2 separate regions of the Homo sapiens genome follow, and region 1 is linked to region 2. A link is a loop called in an ENCODE intact Hi-C map of the cell type or tissue named here. Cell type or tissue: GM12878. All regions are shown on one strand. Each heading gives the region's core, and the rest is flanking DNA. Links, peaks and the distances in the headings are about the cores only.

What was found. Hi-C counts contacts between places; a loop is a spot of excess contacts. Peaks named below come from ENCODE experiments on the same cell type or tissue, not always from the same donor. Only the 100,000 strongest peaks of a DNase experiment are listed, where the experiment ranks them.
Region 1: it touches region 2 in a loop (2.6-fold over the local background); 2 of 110 quality-filtered maps call a loop at or near these places.

Annotation. Positions count from the first base shown.
Region 1 is chr7:102,042,455-102,049,921 of GRCh38, reverse strand. The region is part of intron 3 of CUX1 (cut like homeobox 1); the gene reads right to left. Among named protein-coding and RNA genes, the nearest start is that of CUX1, 230 kb to the right of the region's middle. In GM12878, for the core only: no CTCF peak of the experiment used is centred there; a DNase peak (open chromatin) is centred at 3,790; H3K27ac peaks cover 440 bases.
Region 2 is chr7:101,986,873-101,994,339 of GRCh38, reverse strand. The region is part of intron 2 of CUX1 (cut like homeobox 1); the gene reads right to left. Among named protein-coding and RNA genes, the nearest start is that of CUX1, 170 kb to the right of the region's middle. RefSeq lists enhancers at 3,054-3,113, 4,653-4,702, 4,598-5,407, 6,197-7,396 and a silencer at 5,957-6,251. In GM12878, for the core only: a CTCF peak has its summit at 3,201 (motif pointing right); a DNase peak (open chromatin) is centred at 3,209; H3K4me3 peaks cover 2,112 bases; H3K27ac peaks cover 2,405 bases.

The DNA.
Region 1 (7,467 bases), core at 2,402-4,901, 55 kb before region 2:
TAGAGCGGCAGCCCTTATCTGCTGATGTGTGCTCTGTGGGGATGCCTGGTCCCACATCTCAGGGCCAGACTTGCTCTCCTAAGTCCCCAAACATCAAGGGGCTCCCTGAAAAGCAAAGCTTTTTCCCAGGGCAGGCCTGCGGTCATTCCTCCCACAGCCCTAGGAACCAGTTTCTCTCCCTTCCTATGTACCCATGGATCATTTCATGGGTTTCCGTTTTTCTTTTTTTGTTTTTGTTTTTTTTGGTAGAGATGGGATCTCACTATGTTGCCCCAGCTGGACTCAAACTCCTGGGCTCAAGTGATCCTCCTGCCTCGGCCTCTCCATCACACCTGGGATTACAGGTGTGAGCCACCGCATCCAACTGGTTTCTCTTTTCTTGTTATGCTGGAAGACAGTGTAATCTCACAGGTTCCCCCTCTTCTCCTACTTCTAAATCAATTATAAGACACTCTTCAGGCTTTACAGAATAAGCATGGGCTTCGGAGTTCGACATCAGAGTCCAAGTTTCAGCTCAAGGCTGACAAGCTCCAAGGAAGTTACTTGATCTCTCTGGGCCCATTTACTCCTCTCCCCTCCGGGCTGAGCTGCTGTGCAGATGAAATGGCAGAACGGAACGAAGCTTCTGGCACGCAGCTGTTGCTGAAGGGATGCTCTTCTCAGCCTCCTTCATCTGCCCAAAGGGCTGCGCTGAGTCTGCTGTATTTCAGAGGAAATTTCTCCGAGTGAGTCTCTATTTCTTACTATCAGTGAACCATGGCAGGCCTTTCCCAGCTCCTGCCCCCAGTACTGTGTCCCCCTAGGTCCTTGTAGGTGGTCCAAGAAAAGAGGCAGGGGACAAGGCCAAAGAACAGCAGCAAAGCAGGGGAGGCCTATTCCATCCCCCAGCGAGGAAGGATCTCGGTGACCGCTGGCCCACCTGGCTGGACTTAGAAGGCTCAGGAAGTTTATACTTAGAGGGGAACAGATGAAACAGACATGGAGCTCATGTTTGTTTGTTTGTTTTTTTGAGATAGAGTCTCGCTCTGTCACCCAGGCTGAAACAGTCAACATTAACGATTTTATGTCAAATTCCCTTTATTTATTTATTTTTGAGATGGAGTCTCGCTCTGTTGCCCAGGCTGGAGTGCAGTGGCGCAATCTCAGTTCATGGCAACCTCTGCCTCCCAGGTTCAAGTGATTCCCCTGCCTCAGCCTCTCGAGTAGCTGGGATGACAGGCGTGTGCCACCATGCATAGCTAATTTTTGTATTTTTAGTAGAGACGGGGTTTCACCATGCTGGCCAGGCTGGTCTCAAACTCCTGACCTCAGGTAATCCACCCGCCTTGGCCTCCCAAATTGCTGGGATTACAGGCATGAGCCATTGTGCCCAGCTGATTTTTTTTTGAAAATTTGATTAATAGTGGTCATGTGCCCTTACGTGTGTGTGAAAGAGTGGAATGAATATTAGACCGAGTTCAAACACCTGGGTTCTAACACTACCACGCCTTCCAACCGAGTGACCCTGTTCGGTCTATTTCTGACCTCACAGGGCTGTGTCCATGAGGCTTTTCTGTGCAGGTGGCTGGACAAGTGTGTGACCCCATCAGGTGGGGGACACTCATTGGAGGTGGTGGGAATACAGTGGCACGAGGGTGGCATTTGCCCGGGCATAACAAGTTTCAAGGGAGCCAAAGATTTCAGGACAGGACCAGGAGAGGGTGGAGGGGAGGAGAGGCTGGAGCCTGGAGCTGGGAGTCCCTGCCTTGCCCCTTGGACTGTCTGCTACCCCTCCTGTTGGTAACTCAGAATGATGATGATGCCCCCAGCACAGGGTGGTGTCGAAGGGTGAGCGACATCATGGAAATGGTGCTTTGTAGACGTAAAATGCTGTGCAAAATATTATTAGCAAAGGGAGTTGTGACACAACTGGAAAAAGACTGGGGGAGGGACGAGACATGGAATACTCCACATCCAGCAACAAACTCCTCAGGGCTCTCAGCTGTTATCAAACTGCATCCTATGCTCCCTCCTCAGAACCACACACAGGAACGTGGGCTTCCTTTGGCCATGTGGTCCTTGGTGTCAGTTTCATTTAAAGAACGACTGCATTAAATTGATGGAACTTTAGTAAAACCTAATTAACATCCATATTGAGTTTTTCCAAGGGAAGGGAGATCTGCAGAAAATAAAATACCCTAGAAATTTAAATTCCACGATAGTCAAATAAATACTGTATGACTGAGCATTACAAGTTGGATGATTTTACTCCAGGAGACGAAAATGAGTAAGAGTCAATCTATTCTTACAGACACATACTGCTTTCTAATCATCCATCCATCCATCCATCCCTCCCTCCCTCCCTACCTCTAGACTAATCATCCATCCATCCCTCTATCCAGTTATCCATCCATCCATCTCTCCCTCCCTCCTTCCCTCCCTCCCTCCATCTCTCCCTTCATCCATCCATAGCTCTATCCTATCACCCATCCATCTATCCCTTTATCCAATCATCCAGCCATCCATCCCTCTATCCAATCATCTATCCATCCATCCTTCTATCCAATCATCCATCCATCTATCCCCTATTCACCCTCCCTCCATGCAATCAACCATCTATCCATTCCCATTTATCTAACAAATCATCCATCCACCCACACACCCACCATCCACCCATTCATCCACCAATCCATCCACCCATCCACCATCACTTAACAGAGCGCCAAGCACTGTGCCACATGGGGATACAGATCTTGCTAAACTGTTAAGCTTCATGAAGGCAACGGCTACATTCATTCACCTACCACCACTAACCAGGGTCTAGTTCTGGTCTAGCCTGGCATACATGCTCCACAAATATTTAATGAATCAATGAATGAACAGACCTTCCCTGAGAAGCTCTTGGTCTGGAAGGGGACAGGGTTACAGCCCTGTCATGAGCAAGGTAGGGGAGCATCCTGGGGGTGGGAACACTAGATGAGCAACAAGATCGCTTTGGCGACTCTCCCAGTGTGGCCTCCCTGACAAAGAATGCACTTCGCAAGCTGTCAAGAACAGAAGTGAGCTGGGTGTGGTGGCTCATGCCTGTAATCCCAACACTTTGGGAGGCCTTTGTGGGAGGACTGCTTGAGGCCAGGAGTTCAAGACCGTCTTGGGCAACGTAGCAAGCCCTCATCTCTTCAAAAAAAAAATGCAAAAATTAGCTGGGTGTAGTGGTGTGTACCTGTAGTCCCAGCCACTCAGGAGGCTGAGGCTGGAGGGCTGCTTGAGCCCAGGAGGTCCAGGCTGCAGTGAGCTGTGATCGTGCAACTGCACTCCAGCCTGGGTGACAGAGTGAGACTGTCTCAAAAAAAAAAAAAAAAAAAAAAAAAAATCCAAACCAAACCAAAACAGAACAGGAGTGAAATGGGGGCTGGGCACAGTGGCTTACGCCTGTAATCCCAGCAGTTAGGGAGACTGAGGCAGGTGGATCACTTGAAGTGAGGAGTTCGAGACCAGCCTGGCTAACGTGACGAAACCCTGTCTCTACTAAACATATAAAAATTAGCCAGGTGTGGTGGTGCGTGCCTGTAATCCCAGCTACTTCAGAGGCTGAGGCAGGAGAATCACTTGAACCTGGGAGGCGGAGGTGGCAGTGAGCTGCAATCGCATCCCTACACTCCAGCCTGGGTGACAAAGCAAGAGTCCATCTCCAAAAACGGGAAGTGAATTGGGTAAGTCCTGGGGTTTCCCGGGGTGCCAGCTCTGTCCCGACTCCCATAGGGGCTGACATTGGTCTATCACAAGGGACCTCAATTTCCTTACCTGCAACCCACTGGTCTCTTCAGCCTCAGGTTTTGAGTCAACTTTGCCACAATATCATTTTCCTAAGTCATTCTGGGGTTCTTAGAGCTTCCTCTTGTGCATTTCAACTCAGTTCAGCTCAATTCAACAAACATTTCCCAGGCACCTACTACATCCCAGGCACTGGGAGATTCAGAAACCCCATGCACCCTTCCTTGGCAACCTGAACCCCAAGGCCAGAGCCCCATGTTCAGGAGCCATGTACGCAGCTGGGTCCCTGGAGCGGGTCCCCTGGCGGAGATGCCAAATGACAGCTGGGAAGGCCCACTCTGCCCGAGTTCGAGCTGTAAACATCCAAGAAATCTACCAGCAGTTACCGAGAGGATGTTAAAAATAATTATCCACTGAAAATATTAGATTTGCTCTGGATTGTTCATTACATACAATGGTTTAATAGGACTTTTATTGAATAGCTGCAGAGCTCTGGGCCGAAATCAATTTGCCCTCCACGTGGAATTTTGATGTCTGCTGTTGACTTGTACAACATGGAGCAATTTGTAATCGCTCCAGCTTGCCGTTGTTTTCAAAGCTCCTGCTATATCACAAGCATTTATTTCTGACCACAAAATTACATTTATTCAACAGAAAGCAGCTCCGGGTCTTTAAGAGGTTAACTTCTGGAGTGCTTGGCTGCGCTCCAGCCCACATCGGAGGGGGCGCGCGGGCGCAGTGGCACCCGGCAGTGGCGGCAGCGCCGGGCGGGCGGCCGTGATTAATAGACTGCTGAGAGCGCCCCTTTCCACAGGCGCACGGCTCCTGCCCCGGCTTCCATAGATCATGGACTTAGCCTCAACATATCTGACTGAAATTGAATTTGGCTTCTCTCTCAACTGTTCATTTCCTATGTTATGCAAGGTTAGATCCCTTTCTGCATGAGCAGAACCAAACCAGCTGCAGCTTTGGAGGAGAAAATGTGCTTTCAATTATGCAGCTGGCCTGGATGTTGAGCCGCAGTCCGACGGGTCCCTAATTGAGCCATCATGGCGCGAACTTACAGGGAGACACTGTGTGTGTCAGGCTTGCGGGTTTTGCCATAAGATAATGACAGTACAGCAGCCACATCACCACAGTGACCACCACGGCTAACACCACTGTCACCTCCACCACTGCAGAAGGCCCAAGAGCCTGCGGACAGACATACTGGCTGAGAAGTCAGTTCCCCAGCAAAGGTCCAGGGCAGCAGGCTGTGTTAGGGTCCCTGGGAAGCCTCCCTGTATCTTCCAGCCAGAACGCATCATCCTGTCCCCAGAGTGCCTGGTCTGCTCCACAGTCGCCTGTCTGGCCACAAACCCAAAGAAGACCCTGACAACCCCTCCCTACTCCCAGCAGGGCACTGACCTATTTTGCTTGTGGGCGTCTAGGAACCAAAGTAGATGCTCGCACATCACACTCAATAAGTACTCATTAACAAGGAGAAGGCGAGAAGCAGGGGGAAATTCAGCTAAGAATGTTTTATGTAACCACTTCCATAAGGCAAAGAATAGATAAAGCATCTAAGACAAGATACGGGCCCTCAAAGCATGTACAATCTTAAGAGCAGGCTGGAAAGAGGGGAAAAGTTAATGCAATAACAAGAAAACAGGCACCCTGTTTAGAAAATGGGCTAAGGTGGCCGGGCGCAGTGGCTCACACCTGTAATCCCGGCACTTTGGGAGGCCAAGGCAGGCAGATCACCTGAGGTCAGGAGTTCGAGACCAGCCTGGACAACATAGTGAAACCCCATCTCTACTAAAAATACAAAAATTTGCTGGGTGTGGTGGCACACACCTGTAACCCCAGCTACTTGGGAGGCTGAGGCAGGAGAATCGCTGGAACCTAGGAGGTGGAGGTTGCAGTGAGCCAAGATGGCACCACTGCACTCCAGCCTCTCCAGCCTGGGCGACAGAGCAAGACTCTTTCCAAAAAAAACAAAAAAACGGAAAATGGGCTAAGGATCTCAAAAGAAAACACATAAGGCCTGGCGCAGTGGCTCACGTAATCCCAAAAACTTTGGGAGGCCAAGACAGGAGGATCACCTGAGGCCAGGAGTTCAAGGCTACAGTGAGCCATGATCGCACCACCGCACGCCAGTCTGCACAACAGAGTGAGACCCTGTCTCTCTCTAAAAAAAGACATGCAAACGGCTGACAGGTATATGAAAAGCTGCTCAACATCTTTAATCATCTGGAAAATTTGACTCAAAACCACGATGAGGTATCACCTGATACCTGTTAGAAGGGCTATTACCAAAAAGACACACGAGTGCTAGTGAGACATGGAGAAATGGGCATCTTTGTACACTGTTGGTGGGAATGTAAATTGGTACAGCCATTATGGGAAACAGTACGGAGGTTCCCCCCAAAATTAATACGATCCAGCAACACCACAAAGGGATTGAAATCAGTATTGTTAAGAGTTATCTGCACACTCATGTATACTGCGGCACTATTTACAATAGAAAGATATGGAAACAGACTAAGCATCCAACAACAAATACATGGGTAATAAACATGTGATTTTCTATACACACGGTCATCCCTTGGTACACGCAGGAGATTGGTGCTAGGACCCCCTGCGTGTACCAAAATCTGCACATACTCAAGGTCCCCCAGTCCTTGAAAAGGGTAAAAGTTTTACTTAAGCAAGAAAAGTAGGTTTTCTTTTCCAAGGTACAGCATGGTGACTATAGTTAATAATCTTGTAATCATATATATGACATTTGCTAAGGCAGTAGATCTCAAGTGTTCTCAACACACACACACACACACACACACACACACACACACACACACACACAGTGAGCTAATGGGTATGTTGTCAGATTGTGGAAATCACTTCGTAATGTATGCATGTATCAAAACATCACATTGGGCTGGGTGTGGTGGATCACGCCTGTAATCCCACCACTTTGGGAGAATGAGGTGGGAGGATCGCTTGAGGTCAGGAGTTCAAGACCAGCCTAGCCAACGTGGCAAAACCTCGTCTCTACAAAAAATAAAAAAATTAGCCAGGCGTGGTGGCACACGTCCACAGTCCCTGCTAATCAGGAGGCTGAGGCTTGAACCCAGGAGGTGGAGGTTGCAGTGAGCTGAGACTGTGCTGCTGGAGTTCAAGACCAGCCTGGGCAACGCAGCCAGACTTCGGCTTTACTAAAATCGAAAAAATATAAAATTAGCCTGGCCAGGAGCCTATAGTCCTAACTGCTTGGGAGGCTGAAGCAGGAAGATTGCTTGAGCCCGGGAGGTCAAGGCTGCAGTGAGCCCTGATTATGCCACTGCACTCCAGCCTGGGTGACAGAGGGAGATCCTGTCTCAAAAAATAAAAACCCCAAACCATCACATTATACACTATAAATATATACAACTTTTCTTTGTTAATGATACTTTAATAGAGCTGAGGATAAAAAAAGAGGGAAAAAGTTAGAAATAGGTTGAGATGGTCAGGAAAATGATCAAAGGAGATAGACTTTTCGGTTCAGCCCTAAAGGATGGAAATGAGTTTTATAGGTAGGGAACAGCAAAAGGGTCTTAACAATAACAGAGCCTTCAGGAAATCAAAAAGTATGTTCAGGTGACTCATAATACACAGGCCAGTTCGGCCAGAGTAGAAGTCCAGGACTTTGAAGCTGGAAAAATATTTCAAAGGCAAGTCATGGAGCTTCTAACA
Region 2 (7,467 bases), core at 1,738-4,237:
TGAGCTACTGCCCCTGGCCTCAAATCTTCTTAGTCTAGTTAAAGGTGTGCAAAGCTGGCCAAGAGATTCCAAAGAAATGAATGTCCAAGTAATGCCAGCCAAGGTCTAGGAGAGAAATAACGGTGGCAACTGCAGTATAATGGGGAGAGAATGACAGAAGCTGAGGTCCTCAGGAGATGAAATTGGCAAGACTTGGTAATGTGTGGATGAGGGGAGGGAGATGGAAGAAGGGCTCCCATGTGGCCACTCTTGGGCTTGGCTGGGGTGGCCCACTGGGCACTGTGGCCACTACCGGGGTTAGGGGGCTGGAAGCCTCAATGTGTGGAGACAGATGGGCTCTGGGAGTGCTACGTCTGCAGCATGAATGGCAGCCAGGCAGATGGATACAGAGCTGGACGGGTTTGGGGCTGGGAGGACAGAGAGAGTAACAGGAGCGCTGGGAATGGCCTAGGAGCACCATGAAGGGGAGAAGGGAGTCCAGGATGCCAGGGAAAAGCACAGAGGATGAAGGGGTGGCTCAAACAGCCTGAGAATGTCCCAGTCTGCACCGGGAGGGGCAGGCAGGGATGAGGGCTGACATTAGATGGAAGAGGCTGGGACAGAAGTCAGAGTTAGGGAGAGGAAAAGGCAGCCCTGTCCAACTTGCTCAGAGAGGCTAAGAAACCCGTGGGGGCCACATAGCTAGGCCGTGGAGGTGCTTTTGTTAATCTGCCATACATGTGTAGAGGAAGGACAAATATATGAATGAATGAAAAAATAGCAGTCGCGCAGAGTGCCAGGCACTTTGCTTTATTCCTGCATCAGCAGCTCCGACATACTATGAAATGAAAAGGTAAGTGCTCCCCTGGGAGGCCTGAGCCACCCCCAGAGGATCCTGCATACTCCCACCCCCCATCAGAGCAGCTGCAGCTCTCTCTGACTCCATTTCTCTGATGGTGCGGCTGCTGGAGGCCTGTGGCCATCTCCAGCACGCCTTGTTATCTTATTTATTTATTTATTTATTTATTTTTGAGACGGAGTCACACTCTGTCACCCAGGCTGGAGTGCAATGGTGCAACCTCGGCTCACTGCAACCTCTACCTCCCGGGTTCAAGCGATTCTCCTGCCTCAGCCTCACGAGTAACTAGGATTACTGGTACCCACCACACACCCGGCTAACTTTTGTATTTTTTAGTAGAGACGGGGTTTTGCCATGTTGGTCAGGCTGGTCTTGAACTCCTGACCTAAGGTGATCCTCCTGCTTTGGCCTCTCAAAGTGCTGGGATTACAGGCATGAACCACAACGCCTGGCCCAAGCCCTTCTTTTTATAAAGGCAAAGAGTGGACCCTCCCGCCCAGGCCACCTAGTCGGCCACCCAGAGCTAGGCATGACCAGCAGCAGAATGACCAGGGCCCCCTCGGGGTGGCCAGAGGCTCCCTAAGTCTGGAGACTGTGTCACAGACGTATTATTCCCTATTGCAAATGGAACTAGATTGTTGTCTAATAGCAGGTAATTACCATGAACAACAATAAAAAAACTCCAAATAATCCGGCGGGGCGGGGGTTGGAGGGGGGCGGCGGGGGCGGAAATCAAAGCTCTGGTGGCCTCACACCCCAAATTGCACCCCTGCTAACAGTATGGCACATCATCTTCCAGAAGCCACCACAATGGCCAGACTTCTGCTCACTGGTACCTGAGCTTCTCTAACCAAACTGAAATAAGATCTAAATCAGTATCACCCTCTGGGTAATACGGCTGATTGGGAAGGATGTTTTTCTTTATCTTACAAACATGTACTGACCCCTCCCCCACCCAACTTGCTGGGCATGGGGCACGTAGGGTGTGGCCCAGGACTTGGGAGCTCCATCACCCACGGGTGGGCATCTGTGGTGAGGTAACAGTCTCGTTAGCTGACACCTCCCTTCTATGCACACCAGTCTCCCCAATCAAAAAAGAAACAGAGTGGAGTTTAAGTTGGCCACTTTCAACCTTTTTTTGTAGTTTTAACTGCAGAAGGCCATTTTCAAATAAAATTTTACAGGGATGCACAATACTGCTGAGCAGGTAAAAACAGGGTCGCACTGGTTGAAGATGGGAGGGGGTGGGTTTTAGGTTGCCCCCCAACCCCGTCCCACTTTCCCCTGTGCTTTAAGGAGCTCAGTAGGAAAGCTCTGGCTAGAAGAAGTGCACCCCCCTCCAAGCCTCTTTCTACCCTGACTTTCTGTGACTGTAGCCACACTTACCTGATTATACAGTCCACAACTCTAAGATGTGACCTTGGCCACTTGGCCCATGTAAACAAAGTCTAGATTAACCTACTGATACATATTTTTGAAACGGAATCTCACTATGTTGCCCAAGTTGGTCTCGGACTCCTGGGCTCAAGAGATGCTCCTGCCTCCCCCAAGGAGCTGGGACTCCAGGCATGTGCCACCATGCCCTGCTAATTTTTTATTTTTTGTAGAGATGAGGTCTTGCTATGTTGCCCAGACTGGTCTTGAACTCCTGAACTCAAGTGATCCTCCAGCCTCCTGAGTGGCTGGGACTATAGGTGTGTGCATGGTGCCTGGCTACTAACTGATTTTTTTTTTTTTTTTTTTGAGATGAAGTCTCACTCTGTTCCCCAGGCTGAAGTGCAGTGGCGCGATCTCAGCTCACTGCAACCTCTGCCTCCCGGGTTCAAGTGATTCTCCTGCCTCAGCCTCCCGAGTAGCTGGGATTACAGGTGCACACCACCACGTCCAGCTAATTTTGGTATTTTTAGTAGAGACAGGGTTTGGCCATATTGGCCAGGTGGGTCTGGAACTCCTGACCTCAAGTGATCCACCCCCCTCGGTCACCCAAAGTGCTGTGATTACAGGCATGAGCCACCACACCCGGCCCCAACTGATATTTTTAAAAGAAGCAGACATCACAGAAATAAAAATCCAATACATAGGCTAGATGGCTATGAATTCTAGCGGAAGTTGGTCAACAAAACAGAGACATGACTTGAATCCCATAAAGATACACACACACATCTGCTACGCGCCCTGGCTTCTCTTGCCCACATTTTAGCTGGTGTCCCAGAACTCATCCGCTATGCTGCCCACGACGGTGGTGGTGTAGGGGGACCTACAAAGCTTCGTTTCAAACACTGCTTGTGTTTTGACAGCCTTTTTCTTTTTTACGGTATTTTTAAAGAAGTGAAACTAGAAGTACTGGATCTCATAAGCCACCCGGGGGAAGCGTTCCCCTTCTGAACCTGTGGGTGCGGGGCTAGGGACAGATGCTGCCTCAGTAGCAGCACCTAGCTGACCTGACAAGCCACCTGTATCTATGGGCGCTGGTTCAAATCCCAGGGGAGGTTTAAAAAGCGTTGATGAGACTCCGTAAAGATGCGGAAATACATATCTGAGAGGAAAAGAGCATTTCAAAACCCTCCTGTGGCTTTTATCCTATGGCACTTTACCCCCAGGGACCTGAGCGGCGCTGTGAGTTGCAGGTGCAAAGGGCTCAGAGCCAGGGGAGAATCACAGAAGACACAGAGCCCAGCAGTCCTCCCTGACCACGGAAGGGGATGTAGGAGAACCCTGGGCTCATGGCACTGACATTTAGCAGCCACTGTATGTTTTGGTCTTGTCTCAAGAGTGTTTTCCCCATTTATCCCATGTACTTTTTTGTTTTAAAGAGATGGGGTCTGGGCCAGGCGCGGTGACTCACACCTGTAATCCCAGCACTTTGGGAGGCCGAGGTGGGAGCGTCACTTGAAGTCAGGAGTTCACGATCAGCCTGGCCAACATGGTGAAACCCCATCTCTACTAAAAATACAGAAATTAGCCAGACATGGTGGTGGGCACTTGTAATCCCAGCTACTTGGGAGGCTGAGGCAGGAGAATCGCTTGAACCCAGGAGGCGGAGGTTGCAGTGAACCAAGATCTCACCACTGCACTCCAGCCTGGGTGAGATTCCATCTCAAAAAAACAAAACAAACAAACAAACAAACAAACAAACAAAAGAGATGGGGTCTGGCTCTGTTGCCCAGTCTGGAATGCAGTGGCACAATCATAGCTCACTACTGCCTTGAACTCCAGGGCTCAAGCAATCCTTTTGCCTCAGCTTCCCAAATAACTTCATCTACGGGGACTACCACGCCCAGCTAATTTAAACCTTTTTTTTTTCCTTAAGAGATGGGGTCTTACCATGTTGTCCAGGCTGGTCTCAAAATCCCGGGTTCAAGAGATCATCTTGCCTCTGCCTCTCAAGTAGCTGGAATTACAGGTGTGAGCCACTGCACCCGCCCATGCCTCTTATTTGCATGCAGATGCTATTCTGACATGAAACCTTTCACTCAAATATTTCTCTACAATGGAGTCTCTCCACAGTCGGGCCATGGCTCCACTGTGGTGAGGCTATCAATTCATTTAAAGTGGTTTCCCACAGCAAAAGCTGCACCTGCGTGCAAGCGATGCCCACACCGAGCGTGTACGGACAGACTTTGAGTGTCTTCTATCAGGCGGGTTCCTGCTCCAGGCCCACCTTGTCCATGAGGCTAACCCAGGGCTGACCTTAGCATGTGCCCACTCTTCTGTACACCCAGAATCCAAGGGGTGGGAAGGACGGGGGTAGGAGCAGGAAATAAGTGTGTGGCCCAGCTGGAGGAGATGGTGTTGGGGTCAGAACACCTGTACCACCTTCAAAATTCCCCCAAACTCCCTGCAAAAGCCCCGGTGAGAATCTCACCAGTCTCAGCTTCCATCCAATGACAGGGCTGAGCTCTCCACCTCCATGGTGTCTTCGAGCTCTTAAATGCCAGGGCCTTACATTAAAATTCACACCAGAGCACAGTGAAGCAACAGAACGCTCCACTCGGGTTTGAATTTGGGCTCCGGGACCTTCCATGGGGGCTTACAGACTTTCCTAACATTTCCCATCTGAGAAATCCAGGGATTATTAACCTACCCCAGCAGGATGCTAGAGGCTGAGATGAAATCACGGCTGGCCAGTGCGGCACGCCGAGCCTCGGCACACGGTCAGCCACGCCTGCTATTTCGATTGTTATCACTGGTCGGCGCAGACATCGTTCCAGGCGAGGTGCCATTGGGGACACGTGGAACCAGATACCACCTGAGGTCTCCGGTTCTGCAGCTGGGTGGAGGACGGAGGCCTGCATGCTACAGAGTCGGGCAGGATGAGGTGACGTCGGTGCTGGGGGAATAGGAAGGAAGGGGGCTGAGGGCTGGGAAGGTTCATGGAGGGGCAGGCCCCTGAGCCGAGCCTTGGAGGAGGAGCAGAATCTGATGGAATGAGGAAGCCTTGCTTCCAGTAGGAAATCTGAGTGTCCTTCCCCTACAAATATTATTATTATTATTATTATTTTTTTTTTGAGACAGGATCTCACCCTGTTTCCCAGGCTGGAATGGCACGATTATAGCTTACTGCAGCCTCAACCTCCAGGACTGAAGCAATCCTCCTGCCTTGGCCTTCCGAGTAGCTGGGACCACAGGTGCATGCCACCACACTTGGCTAAATTTTATTTTTTTGTAGAGATGGAATCTCATTATGCTGCCGAGGCTGGCTCAAACTCCTGGCCTCAAGCAATCCTCCTGTCTTGGCCTCCCAAAGTGCTGAGATAACAGGTATGAACCACCGCGCCCAGCCCCTGGTATCCCGACGCAGGACTCTGTCGCAAGGAACCTGGGAGGCCACATCAAGGTATGGAGGCCTCTTTCCAAATGCCTGGAAAGCTGGAAGATCCCTGAGGACAATGGTGACAGGAGAGGCGAGGACATACCCCAGAGAAGGCAGAGGTGGAAAGGCAGCCCAGGGCTGTGGAATCGGACCTGGAGGGAAAGGAGGAGCAGGGAGACACACAGGAGAGCCTGGGGACACAGATCTGTGGCAGGAGGTGAAGAGGAAGAGCTGGCGCAGAAGCACCCGAGAGGCCCACAGCCCATGAAGTGTTTTCAGGAGAGTTAAGACCCACCATGGAGTGGGCGCCACAGTTAAGCCTGGAGGTTTTGCAGCCAGGAGGGGTTCTGTCTGGGTTTCTTGCCTCCCACCCCAGCCTCCAAAGTGGGTTGACACCAGCTCTGAGCTGTCAGCTGCAGACACTTATCAGACACCGGGGCTGACTCACGGAGAACAGCTTCTTCTTCTTTTTTTTTTTGAAACAGATTCTCGCTCTGTTGCCCAGGCTGGAGTGCAGTGCGTGATCTCAGCTCACTGCAACCTCTGCCTCCCGGGTTCAAGTGATTCTCCTGCCTCAGTCTCCCAAGTAGCTGGGATTACAGGCATGCGCCACCACGCCCAGCTAATTTTTCTATTTTTAGTAGAGACGAGGTTTCCCCATGTTGGCCAGGCTGGTCTCGAACTCCTGACCTCAAGTGATCCACCTGCCTCGGCCTCCCAAAGTGCTGAGATTACAGGCATGAGCCAGCAGCCCAGCCTGAAAAAACGCTTCTTACACCAACAGAGTCAGCTTTCTCTGAACTTGGCTGTTTTTGTCAAGAGTTCGTTTAGACTTTCTTCTAGGATGAAAAATCATGTGTATTTGTTTTACATCTAAGTAAGGAGTAATATGGAGTCAGACCAATTCCATTCATTTGCCGTTTCCTGTAAGATCAGCACTCTGATGTCCCTGGTGCAGTCCTCCCTCGGATGACCAAGGGCCCTCAGGCACGTGCCCTGCGCCAGGACACCGCAGCGGCCGGGAAAGGCAATGTCCCCGCCCTTGCTTCTAATGTGGAAGACAGAAGATGGAGAACAGGCGGTGAGTCAGCAGGCTTATAAGGGACCCCGGGGGTATCCCCTGTCCCACGGAGTCACCGGGGTCAAGGTTCCCCCAATAGTCAACTCATCAAATGTCTTTTGAATAAAAAAGAAATTCAAAAACTTTGAAACATGACCCTAGTCTGAAACAGACTTCAAAGCAAGCAGTGCTCCAGGACTCACCATTTCTTCCGCTTGAACCTATGAGAAGCTGAGTCACTGTCGCCAACCCATTACCGTGGAAGTATCTGAGCCGTGAGTGAGCAGCGGTCCATATGCACCCCTTTCCCGTAGCTTGGGGAGTTCCACATTAGGACAAGAGGAGCGCCTCTGTTTACCGTCGTGGCTCACGCACGGACTTCTGTGCAAGCATTTGCCCCACACTCATTCATCGATGATGTGCTGGGCACTGTGTCGGGATGCGGGAGTGAATCGAAAGCAAACAGATGACTGCAACTCTACCCATGGGCTACCCATGCAGGTGCCTCATTCCAAGACGGACGAGGTCAGAGCTCCAGGTGGCAAGGCCTGAGCTGAGGCACAGGGAGGGAGGAAGCACGGTGGGACAGGGGTGGCAGGAGCAGACTGGGGCACAGGAGGAGCCCAGAGAGGTGGCCCTGGTGTTCCAGGGAGGTGAGCGAGGCAGGAGCACAGGCTAGGACCACATCCCCACGGCTTCCAGGGCAGGAGCTGGCTTGTCCTTCAGGCCACAGGGAGCCACTGAAGGACCCTGCAG